2 separate regions of the Homo sapiens genome follow, and region 2 is linked to region 1. A link is a loop called in an ENCODE intact Hi-C map of the cell type or tissue named here. Cell type or tissue: CD4-positive, alpha-beta T cell. All regions are shown on one strand.

Region 1 (8,000 bases):
GCAGTTTTTTTAGGTCAGAAGAGACATCATCGTCATCACTAATATTTATGAGTGGGTACCATGTGCCAAATATTAAATGCTTACCATATATAAACTCATTTAATTGTTACAACAATCCTAAAGTAGACATTATTATTATCCTCATTTTGTAGATGAGGAAATTGGGGTAGATAATAATAACTAGCACAAAGTCACTCTGAAAGGTAGTACCATCACAGGTGCCTCTTATACAATTGAGTGAACAGGGGAATTTGCTTCCAGAAATAACATATGGATTTTAGGAGAAAGGAAGGAAGGAAAGAATACTCTGGTTATAAACATTGGAAGTGCTATAGAAATCTGAACACAAAAATGTCCCTTGGTGATGAAATCTTCTTGAGTGGGAGGGAGAAAAGTTTGTCTCCATACCAAAGTCTCCTTGTCCCCAATCCTTTCTTTCCTTAGATTCAAAGGCCCAACGCTTTCACTTTCCAGATACTTTTTAAAATTATCTATGTCCTCCTGATTCCTCAAACATATTAAGGTAGTGGTCAAGAGCATAAGCTCTACAATCAAACTTCAATAATTGTTGTATCATTTATCAACTTGCTTATCTGCTTATGTACAGAAGTGGGCAAGTTATAAGCCTCTGTGCCTCAGTTTTTTAAATGTAACAGGAGGATAATAGCAGCATCTATCTCATAGAGTTGTCAGAATTCTCTGAGCTGATATATAGAAGGAACTCAGAACAGAACCAGGCACATAGGAAAGTTCCAAAAGTATAACTATTGTTATTATCCAATTCCTCTAACAGTGTAGTATGCCCAAAACCTATGGTGCTATAAGCTCACATGAAAGTTGCCTGTTTGCAAAATTGAATACTTTCTTTTTGAAAAATATTTCAAGTGGGGCCCTTCTCTGTCTTCACTGCTGTGTCCTAGTGCAGATCCTAACATAGAATTTTGCAATTGCCTACAAACTGTCCTGGCACTCTTTGGCAGTCACCGTACATCTGGCAGTAATATTTATAAACAACTGTCACCATCTTGCTTAAAAGTTCTCAATAGCTCCCTGCTGCCTACAAATACACAAGGCCCTTTATAATCTACTTTTAACCATTGTTTCCAGTTTTACTTCTAGTCACTTCTCTGAACAGCTGGAGCCATAACAGAAGATTACTTTGTCTGAAATAGGCCATGAATTTTAAGAGACCGCATGCCACTGTATATGCTTTTATGTCTGAGAAAACTGCCCTCTATACTCCCAGGTCAGGAAAACTATTCATCCTTCTAAAGCCTAGATAGAATGCCACCTTATACATTTATTCAACAAAACAATTTACTGAATACTAAAGTATGCAAAGAAGACCCTGTGAAAATAAACAAGACATACTTTTGACATTTGGGGAACTTATCTCTATAAGGAGAGAGATATGTTAAAATATAATAACATAGTATATTATCAATAATACACGTAAGATATAAGTAAGCAACGCCTAGGCTGGGTTCCAGAGGATATGAATTTCTCTGTCTCCATCCTTACCTTTCCAAAATTGAACCATGATCTTGAAAACTACCTTTTAATTATACTAATACACTATATTACAGTCCTGTGTTTAATATCTTTCCTAAAACTGAAATTTTAATGCAGAAATATATTCATCCTTTGTATCCTCAACACCTAGAGGGTGACTGGAACCTAAGGGAACACAACAAGTGTTCATTGAATTGAATTAGATAAATTAGGTTTCCATATTGGCCAAAAACCTTTTTAACCCGTAATGTGGCTGATCTATAACAGCAAGAGAACCTTAAAACCTAATCAGCATTTATAATAATACGCTGAAAAGTCAGAACAGTTCCAACTTGGAATTATCCAGTATTTGAATAGAAAAATCCAATTTGGCCAGGTGTGCTGGCTCACACCTGTAATCTCAGCACTTTGGGAGGCCGAGACGGGTGGATCACTTGAACCTAGGAGTTCGAGACATGCCTGGGCAACATGGCAAAATCCCATCTCTACCAAAAAAAAAAAAAAAAAAGAAAAAAAAAATTAGCCAGGTACAGTGGTATGCGCCTGTAGTCCTAGCTACCTGGGGAAGCTGAAGCAAGAGGATCGCTTTGGGGGGCGGTGGGGGAGGAGGTCAAGGTTGCAGTGAGCCCTGTTTGTGCCACTGCACTCTAGCCTGGGTGGCAAAGCAAGACCCTGTCTCAAAAAGAAAAAGAAAAATCCAATTTGTAAGCAGTACTGACATTTTGCTCCAAATATAGCAAATATAGTACTCTTCCCTTCTTGAACAATAGTGTTTGAACTAGTCTAATGAATTTAAAAAATATCAGAACCAGAAGTTCTAATTTTGGCCCAACAAATAGTTTGTTTTCCTTAACAATGTGGCAGGAGATGAAGACTCTAATTACCTAGGAATTGCAGTAGCATATGACACTTTCTTCTTGGTCCTGGAAGTCCAGGTTAATTCATTCATTTACTTAAATATCTGTGAAGGACCCACAAGGCAATAGGAACTGGGGATACAGTAGGCTCTATTTTTATGGAACTTATATTCCAATTGGGAAAGCAGCAAATACATACATCAAATGGTTTGGGCAGGGTTGAGAAAAAATAAAGCAGGGCAATAAGTCAAAAAGTGAAGAAAAGAAGGCAGGAAGAAGAGTAGTGGTGGTACGTTACATAGGGTAGTCAGGGACAAGTCTCTCTGGTAAGGCACTGGATCAGAGGCTGGTGAGGGAGAGACATGCCAAGCATTTGAAAACTATTCTAGGCAGCGGAGCCAACAAATGAAGAAACCATGGTGTGGGAGCATGTTTAAGGTGTTAAACACAAGCATACCGGTATGGCATGATTACAGTTAGTGGTTTGTGAGGGGCATATTGGCCTATGACAGACAACCTGGCCCAAATCATACAGCCTAAGGATTTTGGATATTATATACTGAGATGAGAAGCCACTGGATCATCTCAAACAGACAGCGGGCATAATTAGAAATACGTTATAAAAGAATAGCTCTGTCTGTTTTTTGGGTATCAGCTGGTACAAAGGAGCAATAACTGGGCAGTAGGAAGTCAGGGATTACCTGCAATTCCTTGTAACCTAATAAGCTGGTGCCAAGAATGATGGTAAAGAGGAGCAACAGACACAGCATGGTTGAAAGCCTCAAAAACACATCCTTCCTTCCTTTTATTATCAAGCGTCTCTGAGAGACATAGTTATCAAACACTACCAGTTTTTAATCGACCTTAACCACCAAACTCTTCTTTCATTCACTATTATTTAGTCTCTAAAACACGCACACATCTACCGCACAAAAAGTCAAGTACACCCCCTTCTTCCTCTTACCTCTTTTAACCTTTTGCTTCTTACACCCTATGAGACCCATTCTTCTCCTGTTTTCAAGTACCCTCTTCCTTTCACCCTTTGCTACTGTAAGTTTCTCGGTAGCTGCAGGTGTTTCACCCATTTTATTATAATTAATAATGGTGACCCTGAAAATACCTAGTAAAAGAATGTGGAAACTCAAAATTACAGTTGACAGCGTTACTTCTCTGAACACGACTTCCCCAAGCCTCCTCACTAAGCCAAAGTCGCCCCTCTGAAGTGGTGCCAAGATAAAACCCAGGTGGCTAGCAGCAAATGAAGTCGCAAGCGCTGCTTGACACGAACTCAGCCCCGCCTTTCCTCCCAGACACCAAAGCTCAGCCCTACCACATTACCTTCACTATCAGAAGTGTCTGTGGCCTCGTCTTCCAGCACCGACGCTACGGCTCCAGTTACCATTTTCATCTTCTTCTTTGGGGTCTTTTTCAGGTTTTCTTCCTCACTCACACGTGAGTCCGGAGCGGCGGCTGCCATTTTTCTGCGCCGGAAGCGTCACCTGACAGTTGCGTCCGGTGGCAACCAGAGGAACTTCTGCATTTAGTGCCGGTAACACAAGGTTCCGGGGCGGGGTCGTCTAGCCCAGAGTTCCGGGGCCGGAGCCTCAGAATGTGACTTGGAGAGAGCTCTGAATGGCTCGGTGTGTTTACGCGAAGTCCGTTCCAGGACGAAAATCAGCGGCTGAATGGCCTCAGCCGACTCCTCCGCTAGCTCGCCTGTGCCCTGGTCCTCCGCCCCAGTGCGTCCCCAGCCCGTCCCCAGCCCAGCGCGGTCCACTTTGATTTCCTAGCCTCGGCGGCTTCCCTTGTCTGCTGCCTTAATGTTGGTTTAGTGTCCTCCTCAGGTGTCTCTTACGTGCCCACTGAACGCCGCAGCAGCTAGGACGCGGGACAGATCCACTGGGGGCCGATAATTAGAATACGATCGTATCATCCCCCCGCCCAAGATAACACGCGAGACCTTTCTTGCAAACCGAATAGACTCACCTTCTTTCCCTGGGGCGGGTGTTGAATCCAACCGCACCCTTCTCCCTCGGACCCGGCTGGGGCCTGGAGGGTTTCTGGCGCCCGACTGCGCAGTGCAGACCGAGGGTGCGAATACCTTGCTATCCGCGCGAGGATCCTGCCTCCCACCCGGGGCTAGCTTTTCTCTGAAGTTAGCCTCTGTCACCAGCTCCTAGTTCCATCGAAGCACCTACCACAGTCGGCCTTCATTTTCCCCCCTAAAATGTTGGCTTCTCGCAGGAGGGGAACGTATTTCATTTACCATGTCCCCTCAAGGTTAGCAACAGAAGTTGGCCTGAAGTGAATTTTCCAAAAATATTTTTGGAAGGGATGAATGAATCAATGAATGAGTGACAGAATATAACTATTGACAAAGTTAATGACTCAGATGGATAATGCAGCAAACCTTTACTGGCTAGACTTGTTCTAAAGGCTTTCCCCAAACTTAGCGTTTTCCCTTTCCCCTCTTAAGGAGGTTCATAGATTGTGATACCCATAAGTCAAAAACAAAAACAAGAATCCTCATTTTGACATATTCCAGTAGATGTTTATGTAGGAAATAAATATATATTCACATCCTAAAAACTCAATACAACATTTTTAAACTTGGTTTTTAATTTTTTTGTCTTTTAAGAGAGAGAGGGTCTAGCCGGGTGCGGTGGCTCACACCTGTAATCCCAGCACTTTGGGAGGCTGAGATAAGTGGATCGCTTGAGTCCAGGAGTTTGAGAACAGCCTGGCCAACATGGTGAAACCCCATCTCTACTAAAAATACACAAATTAGCCAAACGCAGTGACGAGTGCCTGTAGTCCCAGTTACTCGGGAGGCTGAAGCAGGAGAATCGCTTGAACCTTGGAGGCGGAGGTTGCAGTGAGCGGAGATCGCGACTCTGCACTCCAGCCTCGGCGACAGAGCGAGACTCTGTCTCAAAAACAAACAAACAAAATCTACCACCACCACCACCAACAACAAAAAATTGTGCAGAAAAAAAATGACATTTTGAATACAGTTGGTAAGAGATGAGATTCCAGTTTAAACCTTTAAAAAGTGCAGGTATTGACCAGGCGTGGTGACTCATGCCTGTATTTCCAGCACCTTGGGAGGCGGAGGCGGGAGGATCTCTTGAGGCCAGGAGTTAAGAGACTAGGCTGGACGACATGGTGAAACCCCGTCTCCACTAAAAATACAAAAATTCGCCAGCCATGGTGGTGAGCACCTGTAGTCCCAGCTACTCAGCTACTCAGGAGGCTGAGGTGAGAATTGCTTGAACCCAGAGGGGCGGGGAGGGGCAAAGATTGCAGTGAGCCAAGATGGCAGGTATGGTGGCTCCAGCCTGTAATCCTGGCTTCTCCAAGGCTGAGATGGGAGGATCACTTGAGTCCAGGAGTTCGAGGCTGCAGTGAGCCATGACTGCACTACTGCATTCCAGCCTGGGTGACAAAGTGAGACCCTTACTCTTGACAAAATAAAAAGGGGTGCACTTTAGAGGTGCCCTTTAGGATGCTGCTGATGCCCAGCAGCTCTCACCATCCTGCTCAGTGTGATCCTTTCATTACCACTGTGTCCTGATCTGGAACCTATTTTTTTGCTGTCTTTCATAGCTAATGCTTGCTTTTGCCTAGGGCTAAATGTAAATTGGAACAAGGAGTTCCAAATAAAGTTGGGAATGCACTGGAGAAAGTTGTAGAGAAGGAAGCAAAGTTAAAAAAAAATGATTGCAGTGGTTCAATGGAAAACATGTTCCTGCATATTAAACACAAAGTTCCTGCATTAATGTTAGTGTTATTTAGTGATCAAGAAGTGATGTTTTGTGCATTTAACATGTTAATGTGAGTTTACGTATATATAGAAATTTTTTTTGTGTTTAGTTGCAATTTAAGAAATTGCCTGGAGGGTAGGAATGGCTGATTTGTTACACATTCACATTTTTCTTCCTTTAAAATAATATAAAATAGGATCCAGGTTTTTATCCAGAAGTCTGATTTTCAGAAATTGATTACTGCTGTTAAGTTGGAGATACCTATGTTAGCTTATTTAATCTTCACAATAAGCTAATGAGTTAAGTACTATTATTTTTTCCATTTTATAGATGAGGAAACAGAGGCACAGGGTAAATAACTGCTGACCGTCACACAACCAGTACATGGCAGAATCACATTCAGACCCAAGCACTCCACTGCAGAGTCTGCTCAACCACGGAGTTGCACTGCCCACTCAGAGGGTTGTGCTTTATCACTTAGCATACAGTCAGAATAGGCAACAAAAATTTCCTTTTTTCTTCCTGTTTTTTCTTTTTTTAAATTTTACTTTACATTCTGGGATACAAGTGCAGAACGTGTAGGTTTCTTACGTAGGTGTACATGTGCCGTGGTGGTTTGCTGCACCTTTCAACCCGTCATCTAGGTTTTAAGCCCTGCATGCATTAGCTATTTGTCCTAACGCTCTCCCTCCTGTCACACCCCAATCCCCGATTGGCCCTGGTGTGTGTTGTTCCCCTTCCTGTGTCCATGCGTTCTCATTGTTCAGCTCCCACTTATGAGTGAGAACGTGTGGTATGTGGTTTTCTGTTCCTGCGTTAGTTTGCTGAGGATGATGGCTTCTAGCTTCATCTATGTCCCTGTGAAAGACATGATCCCATTCCTTTTTATGGCTGCATAGTATTTCCTAATGTCTATGTACCCGCATTTTCTTTATCCAGTCTATCATTAATGGGCATTTAGATGGGTTCCATGTCTTCGCTATTGTAAATAGTGCTGCAATAAACATATGTGTGCCTGTGTCTTTATAGTAGAATGATTTATATTTTTTGGGTATATACCCAGTAATTGGATTGCTGGGTCAAATGATATTTCTGGTTCTAGATCCTTGAGGAATTGCCACAGTTTCTTCCACAATGGTTGAACTAATTTACATTCCCACCAACAGTGTAAAAGCATTCTTATTTCTCCACAGCCTCTCCAGCGTCTATTGTTTCTTGACTTTTTAATAATCACTATTCTGACTTGCATGAGATGGTATCTCATTGTGGTTTTGATTTAGGCAACAGAAATTTCTAACAAGCACTGGAATTCATGAATTAAAAAAATAGTTTCTGCTGTTACAATGAACCAAAATAGCTGACAATATTGAAACGGAATGCCCACTGTATGGTGGAAATAACTGAAGTCACCTAAATGCTTGTGTAAGAGTTTTACAAACAAACCTATGCTAGTTATCAGCTTATTGCCTCTCGGCTCTAAATTCATCCTTTTTGGCTGCTCTGTGAAAATTGAGCTGGGCTCTTAAATATTTTTATTTGCCTGAAGGCCAGATGTTCAGATTTGTCAGTAGAGGGCATTAGAGTGACATTATAAGAAAAAGGGGCCATCTTCCTGGTTCTGATGTGCTTTTCTCTACAGACTCCTGTGGAAACTTCTCCAGCATCAGGGTGCTGAAGTATATTCACGTTCTCCTGTAGCATAGAAGGCTTCTCCAGCATCTGACTCCTGAATGCCTCTAGCGAGACACCTGGCCATCCACAGCTTCTTCTAGCACCTCAAAGGGAAATTTCAGGAAGGCGGATTTTTGAACGAGTTTTTTTGTTTTGCTTTTGTTTTTTAAAGATGAGATCACACTCTGTTGCCTAT
Region 2 (8,000 bases), 660 kb after region 1:
GTATAAAGTCACGCCCGCCCTTTACGCGATCCTTCTCTTCCTGACTTACCTGTTCCTAAAGTAGTACTGATTTCCTACAGTCGACGACCTAGCTTGCAGCCGGGCTAACGTGGCCATGGTCTCTTGGCCTTGGGTTTACAACTGGTGTTACTACCGGTCTCCATGGTAACTGGGCTAAACCATAGCTCACTCCCGGGGTTCGACTTTTTGTTCACTCCTCTTTTCTCTCATGCTGCTTTGACTTTAAGAGCACTAAAAAGAGAATTAAGAAATTTCTGTGTAGCACAAAAGTTTAATTTATTTGTCTCTGTCTCTACTGCGAGTAGGAAGAGGGGATTATAGGAAGGGGAAAGCAGTAAACGCGGAGAACTAATGGTTGCTCCGGGCATCCGGTTTCCGCCGCCTGTCGGCTTCCGGAAGCTCATCTCAAAATGCTGAACTGCTCTTTGGAAGTCGCCGGTGCTGTTGTAGTTGGAGTCTGTTCACGGGCCTGAGCTTCGAGGCCAGGCTCCCGGGTGTCGTTAATGTTCGGGGCCGCCGGGCGCCAACCGATCGGAGCTCCAGCAGCCGGGAACAGCTGGTGAGGCTGGCGGCCCTGGGGAGGGGGAGGTCAGGGAAGGGTGTGATTGCCCGAGGCCGCTCCGCTGGACCTGGAATGGAGGCGGGAGGGAGCTGTGATGGATGATCTGAAGACATCTAGGCCTTGCTCTCACTCATTCCTGGGATGCACGCAGTTTGAGGGAGCTCTTGGGTGTGTGCCAAAGATTTGTGAAAGAATACAGTAAATGTTTTCTGATTGCTTGTTTAACAATATTTTAGAAGTCAAGCTTCCTGTACTCCAGGAGCAATTCATCTCCTCATTGATTGTTGACAACACTAGGGACAGGAAGAATTTATCTTAATCCGGGCCTTATTCCCCACTCCTCTTTCAATATTTACCAGATTATACCAAGTCTTTTGGAAGATAAATTCCAGAAATCTAGAGTTCTGGAAGTTCAATCGTGGAAAACACATCACCCTCTCACCCCCTTTTTTAAAGAGAGAGGGTAACCTACCTGTTTCCACCCTCTTGAACATTCTATTCAAGTTAAAGTGAGATATGTATGGGGGCTTTCCAAGAACCTATAACTGTCAGGATTAAGTTTGGGGCTTGACTATGTCTATGGTATCATGTTAGAATAATATATTGCTTTGACTTTTCAAAGTATTTCCACAAATTAATACACTTTATCCTATGACAGCCTTGTGATAGCAGAATATCACAAGCACAGAAAATTCAAGTACCGTGTCCAAAGTTGCCCTGTACATTTTAATCCTAGAGCTAGAATCCTGATTTGGGGATTTCTAGTTGAACACTCTGTATTATCTGTCCTGTTTTTCTCCCAAGCCCTTTTCCTCCAAACATAACATAAGACAACCAGTGACACAAACAAGCAATTTCCCATTGAAAATCCTCAAACATAAAGTTCTGACCAACAGGTGAAAGAAATGTGGCTAAATGGTGCGTGTTCATTCCTAGATTCTGCAAAAATTAGAACATGAGGAATTCTAGTAGTCTGTGATCTCAGATAATTGCTTTTCCATCACCTATCACTGAAAAGTTAAAAGAATACCTTATCCAAAATATTTCTAGTTGGACCTGATCATCCTGTAGTTAATTTTATAGTGAATATAGATTTGATTATACTATTTGTAAATTATTACATTTTCCAGTGAGAAAAGTAGGGAGCATTTTTTAAATGAACCAGTTTTTAATGGTATAACTAGCATAGAATGAAATGCACAATTTTTACAGGCTTAATTTTATTAGTTTTGGCAATTGCATATACTTATGTAAACACCACACAAAACAAGATAATGGATTTGTCCATCACCCCACAGTTCCCTCTCAAGGATACCTGTCTTAATGTTTCACTGTTCATTATCTTGGTTAAGTCAGGGAGACAAAATGTCCTATGTAGATTGGTCTGCTCTTCCTAGGGTGCTATTGATTTGTAGGGTAGGTGACTACATCAGAATGTGATTGATTCTCTCAACTTCTTTTACCTTTAAAATCATGGTTAGGTACTGAGAGAAACCTCCTTCAATTCTCTTTAAAGGCTCGCTTGTCATACAACTCACCATTTCTTATGGCACCAGAGTATAACAAAGTGGTAGCACTTAGTATTTTTGAATGAAATTCTAAAGTCATTCCTGTTCTGTCAGAATGAATATGTTCCAGAAAACTGGATCTTTATTTTCTAGTCTATCTGTATGACTATCTGTATGACTATCTGGAATGTAAAAATTCCAGATTTCTTAATGGAATTTTCTTCTTCATTAATTGAACAGATATTTACTATATAAGTATGTTTGATCCCAGTAATAAATTCCAGTCCCACTGGGAATACTGCTACTAAGCAGTTAATTAGGTGCCAGGTTTTACAAATATGTGTCATCTCATGTAAATCTTTTGAGGTAGGTGTATCATTCTTTGCATTTTAGATAAGGTGACACAGAAGCAAAGATGGTTTAAGTAACTGGCCTAAGTATCATATTTGCAGGATGATTCCAGTATACCCCCCCAAAATTCTTAACCACTTTTATATGTTGCCTATGTGTCTGAATGAGATATAATATCTCAAGGAATATGTAACCTAGCAGTTAGATGCCCAAATTTGTTAACCAGTCTGGATTTTCTGACTTATTTAGCTCCCATCTTGACTTTTTCAACTTCTCCAGTGTGGACGTTGCTGTTTCAATTTTTAGGCACCAAATGGGTAAATGTGGATAATTTCTGTATTCAACTATGGTATTCTTTTTTTTTTTTTTTTAACTTTATTATGTGGCTTTGCTTAAAAAAAAGCCATTAAAATAAACTATATTGACTCTGGACTTTTGTTTCTGCATTTTCATTCCTATTAGGTATTTTGATTTTATTGAAATCCAGAAAACTGCATAGTAAATGGTGTGCATTTTTTTGAATTGCTTGTTTTTTGGAGTTTGTTAGTCTTGAACTTAGTTGCATACTGGCAGGTTTGAGTCAGGTTTTTGTTTCAACAATTAAGAATCAAAGCAATAAACAGTATGATTTTGTTCAAGTAATTCATTAAATTTGTTATAGCTTCTTAGCATCCATATTTATGTCAAGCTGGAAGCCTTTACGTTGTCTTTGATAATTTTTCCTTAACTTCACATTTACTTAGCTAAAAGCCTAGAGTGTCTGGCTTGTTAATGTAGCAGAAAATTTGGAATATGGATTGTCTAAAAGTTTTAGTCATTATGTTTTTCTTTTGTTTTTTGTTCAGTCATTTAGTCATTCATTGGTTTGCTCATCTGGCAGATTATTTTTTAAAATCTGTTATGTGTCAAGCAGTATGCTTCTAATTAATATTCAGTTGTCTTCATTCTCATTCCTGTTATAGGAATTCAGGTTATATGTTCAGTAAATTTTTATTGAACAGTTACTGTATGTTAATATAAACATTAAATAAGACTCATTTCCTACTTACTGTTTGCCTAATGCATTTGAATATATGCATATTGACAAGAGCTATAATGAATTACTTATTAGATTCTAAATTTTTTGTTTTGTTTTAAACTGACTTTATTTCCTATAGGCAGCTTTTTAATAGTTTACATTTTGAAAGCAATTAGAATGTAAGGAAAAGTTTGAATGACTCATGAAGTCATTAAATGAAGTAGCAAAAAAATCAGAAGCATGGTCTTCAGATTTAATAATAAATGAGCTTGCCTTATTAAATCACTAATTTGGAAACTAGGGTTAGACTTTTTTTTTCTTAAAGCCATTCACGGTTTGATTTTGAGCAAACCATGGTAAAGAGGAAAGAAAACTTCCTGAAAGTTCCTATGGTAACAAAGGTGACAAAGTAGAAGCTGCCAGGAGCACCCGTGATTGAATACAAGTTAGTGGAGCTTTTGCTTCCTTTCCAGTTTTAACGGGGAAGGATTATTTAATCTTTTTAACTTTACATATGTATATTTTTAAGGTGGAAATAGGTCAGATACATAGCATTAATTTTTTTTAATTTGGGATTTAAAATTTTTTTTTAGCTCCATAGAGTCTTCAAGGAGTCCATGAACTTACTGAAATTGTATGCAGCAATTTATATATGTCTGCTAGCCTTCCTTTTCCCGACATTCAGAGTGCTTCATGACCTCAGAAAGATTGAAGGCCTTTAACTATAATACCCTCAAGATTCCCAGTATGGTTATATCTTAAAAGCAGAATTATTTGGGATCTTTTGGTGACCAGTTTCTCTTATTTGTGGGTAGAGGTCGTTGAAACATGAAATAACTTACCTTGAACATTAAGTACCCACTCATCCTCAGAAAAATCTTTTCAAGGTAGAAATTATGCAGATTTTTATGATGAATAAACAGAATCAGAAGATAGGTAATTTGTCCAATGTCCTATAGCTAATGAATATAACTGGAATTAGCTACCAAATTCATAGCCTTGATTTCTAAGCTCATGTTCTCTGTAGTTTTCTCCCAGCCTTTTTTTTTTCCCTAGAGAATGGTGTTTCCTATTTATTGCCTAATATTAATGTAAAGTTGTAATTAATCATTTACATGTTTCAGAATAAGATAATTCTTCCCTATCCCACCCTACCTTTTTCAAAAAGAGAGAAAAAATTTACTTTTGATTAATAATTTAAATAGGTGAGTCAAGGATTTTCTAAACTAGCATAAGTGTCGACATTTAGTGTTAGGGTTATTGATAATTTTCCTAAGATAATGCCTGCCCACTCCCTCACATATATATAAAAGGAGAAAATTGAAGACATAGTCTCTTAATAGATTCCTAGGTTGAGATAAGGACTTATTTGATGAATAATATTCCCATTGAGGAGGGAAATATATAAATTCCCATAAGCAGCAGAAATCTTAAGATAATTCTTAGGGATCGTATGGTGTTAAATTAGTCATAAAGTCATTAGTCATTTAGCCTTGATGTGGCATCTTGAAGGCTCACCATTTGCATGTTTAGTCACTCATTTTCATAGTCTACACTATTATGCATTACTTTTAATCTGCTTGGTTCAGCTGTTTGCTGCATACTTTTAGGACCAACCAACATTTTCTATCTTAAATAAAAGCTAATATGATAATGGAGGCGTATAAGTACAAGACTATCTTTGTGTTAAGTTTGTGAGTAGTTTATAACATTCAGCAGCATAGTCCTTGACTATGTACTGTGTGTTAGTACAGTGTTTTTGTACACACTGAATTTTTATTTATACAGAAACTAATACATTAATGATTATTTATTCCCTTACATTTTTGTAAGCCAATTAAGCAGATGTACTTAACACCAGGTAACTTACTTTTAGCACTGCATTCCCAAAATTACTTAACTTTGAAGAACTGATAATCCATGTTTTAGAGAAGTAAAGATGAGAGTTTTACCCAGTACTAGGTGATAAACAATATTTACTTTCCTCTTCCTTAATTAGATACCTAATAGCTATAATCAGTTATCCTTGAGTTCTATCCGGAAGGTTTTTTTTTGAGACAGAGTCTCTCTGTCATCCAAACTGGAGTGCAGTGGCGTGATCTTGACTCACTGCAACCTCTGCCTCCTGGGTTGGAGCAATTCTCCTGCCTCAGCCTCCCGGGTAGCTGGGATTACAGGTGTGCACCACCACGGCCAGCTAATTTTTGTATTTTTTAGTAGAGATGGAGTTTCGCCATGTTGGCCAGGCTGGTCTTGAATGCCTGACCTCAGGTGATCCACCCACTTCGACCTCCCAGAATGCTGGGATTACAGGCATGATCACTGCTTCCGGCCAGTTTTTGTTTTTAATATGAACTTGGGTTTATTTAGTAGACACACATGCATATCCTCTTGTTACACAGTTTTTATCAGCATCTAGGCAAGGAAATTATTCCCTGACTAACTTTTCTATATATACTTTATTTTTCACTATTAGGAATAGCAATTATTGGTAACAGAGGCTTCAAAAAGCAATAGTCATTGTAAAAATAGTTGACTGTTTATTTCTCGGGGAATCTGTTTTTGGGGCTTTCTTCACTCTTGCTATTCCCACTTATATTAATATATTGCTAACTGACATTTAAGAGCTCATGGGCCATCAATCAACTCCCAGTTCTTAGGGTAGATTAAGCAATAAGTTAGGACTAAAGCATCTTCCTGATTCTTCTTCCTTGAACCAGAAATATTTGAAAGAAAAACACTAAACTCTGTTTTCTACATTGATTGGTCTTATTCTTAAACGGATTCCACTTTTAGGAAGGCCTTTTTCTGAATTTATTAGAGCCTGAATTTATTAGAATAGATCAGGAACCCAAGGATAATAGTTCACTCATTTACTGGGTATTTGGTAGAGGAAGCGAAACAAACAAACTTGACCTTTGGCCTAACATTTTTAAATAAAGCTTGCATATCAAATCTTGGATTGATCATACATTTTATATTGCTCAGCATAATCCAATACCACCCGAAAAAACAAAGTACTCATCTGCCCAAATCATTTCCTTTCATAAAATCCAACTTTATGTAGATGTTGGGGCCATAATTTTGTTTTGGGGTATTCTGTTCATTCGGACTATTTTAATAAAACTATTGATGAACTATTGTTATCTTAGATATTACCCAATATTAACTGTTCCCAGAAGATTTCATTTCCAAATGAGTTCCAAATGAAGAAAAATGGCTCTTACAATTATGAATATAAAAATCTCAAATTAGTTAAGTGGTACATTCACTGAATTTAGTATAATTCAAACTTTAAAACTGGTTGTTCAGTAAGTACAGATTTGTATAGAAAAGTGCTATATTTCCAGGTTTCCCCTTTAATAGGAAATTCTTATTTAAGAAACTATCTCTAGGATAAAGTGTTTTAATACATTGGTCTTCTGATGCATCAGTGTAAACTGCCAAGGCAAAGGAAATAAAAGAGCTGTTGGTCATGTGATGGTCTCTTAGGATCACTTTGTTTTTGATGGGCCAGTAGGAGACAAGAGTCTCTCTGCCTCCCGGGCTGGAGTACAGTGGCATGATCTTGGCTCACTACAGCCTCCGCCTCCTGGTTCAAGTGATTCTCCTGCCTCAGCCTCCTGAGTAGCTGAGATTACAGGCATCTGCCACTGTGCATGGCTAATTTTTGTATATTTAGTAGAGACGGGGTTTCAGCTTGTTGGCCAAGCTGGTCTTGAACTCCTGGTCTCAAGTGATCCTGCCGCCTCAGCCTCCCAAAGTGCTGGGATTACAGGCGTGAGACACTGTGCCCTGCCGATGCCAGTTTTAACTGAGGGATGTTAGTGAAGCAGCTTGACGTTAATTGACTATAATATTACTGGCTCATTAGCATGGGTTTTGGTTGGTATTGACTTGGAGGAGAGTGTAGTTATTTGAAACTGAAGGGGAAAAAGATAATTTGAACTCTGAGTAGGACTTGTTAAGTCTGTATTTTTTCTGGGTTTTTATAGGATTTTTTCAAAAAAGCTTTTAAAAGTAATATGTAGTTGATTCATATTTGAGTGACATCATGGAATAAATTGGATTCTGCTAATTACAGTGTTTTTTAAAATATGGTTTTTGTTTGTTTGTTTTTTCTTTTGTTTTTTGAGATGGAGTTTTGCTCTTTTCGCCCAGGCTGGAGTGCAATGTTGCGATCTCAGCTCACTGCAACCTCCGCCTCCTGGGTTCAAGTGATTCTTCTGCCTCAGCCTCCCGAGTCGCTAGGATTACAGGCACCCACCAGCACGCCAGCCTAATTTTTGTATTCTTAGTAGGGATGGGGTTTCACCATGTTGGCCAAGCTGGTCTCAAATTCCTGACCTCAGGTGATCTGCCCGCCTTAGCCTCCCAAAGTGCTGGGATTACAGGCGTGAGCCACCGCCCCCAGCCTAAAAATAAGTTTTATTTTCTCTTGAGAGAAGCAACATAAAGTCAAATAAGGCTGACACAGTTTTCATGAGATTCTAGGGAAATTTTGCATATATAACTGCTAATATTACTAAGAATGAAATTT

Evidence for each region. Hi-C counts contacts between places; a loop is a spot of excess contacts. Peaks named below come from ENCODE experiments on the same cell type or tissue, not always from the same donor. Only the 100,000 strongest peaks of a DNase experiment are listed, where the experiment ranks them.
Region 2: it touches region 1 in a loop (7-fold over the local background); 6 of 110 quality-filtered maps call a loop at or near these places.

Annotation. Positions count from the first base shown.
Region 1 is chr1:218,281,163-218,289,162 of GRCh38, reverse strand. RRP15 (ribosomal RNA processing 15 homolog) reads right to left here and starts at 3,870. Exons shown (of 5, transcript NM_016052.4): 1 at 3,708-3,870. The coding sequence starts at 3,846. RefSeq lists enhancers at 3,613-3,892, 4,423-4,492. In CD4-positive, alpha-beta T cell, no CTCF peak of the experiment used is centred here; a DNase peak (open chromatin) is centred at 3,922; H3K4me3 peaks cover 1,948 bases; H3K27ac peaks cover 1,041 bases; H3K27me3 peaks cover 1,136 bases.
Region 2 is chr1:217,623,496-217,631,495 of GRCh38, reverse strand. GPATCH2 (G-patch domain containing 2) reads left to right here and starts at 406. Exons shown (of 10, transcript NM_018040.5): 1 at 406-580. The coding sequence starts at 525. SPATA17 (spermatogenesis associated 17) reads right to left here and starts at 152. Exons shown (of 11, transcript NM_138796.4): 1 at 50-152. The coding sequence starts at 117. RefSeq lists enhancers at 128-367, 398-467. In CD4-positive, alpha-beta T cell, CTCF peaks have their summits at 279 and 483; DNase peaks (open chromatin) are centred at 155 and 405; H3K4me3 peaks cover 1,558 bases; H3K27ac peaks cover 934 bases.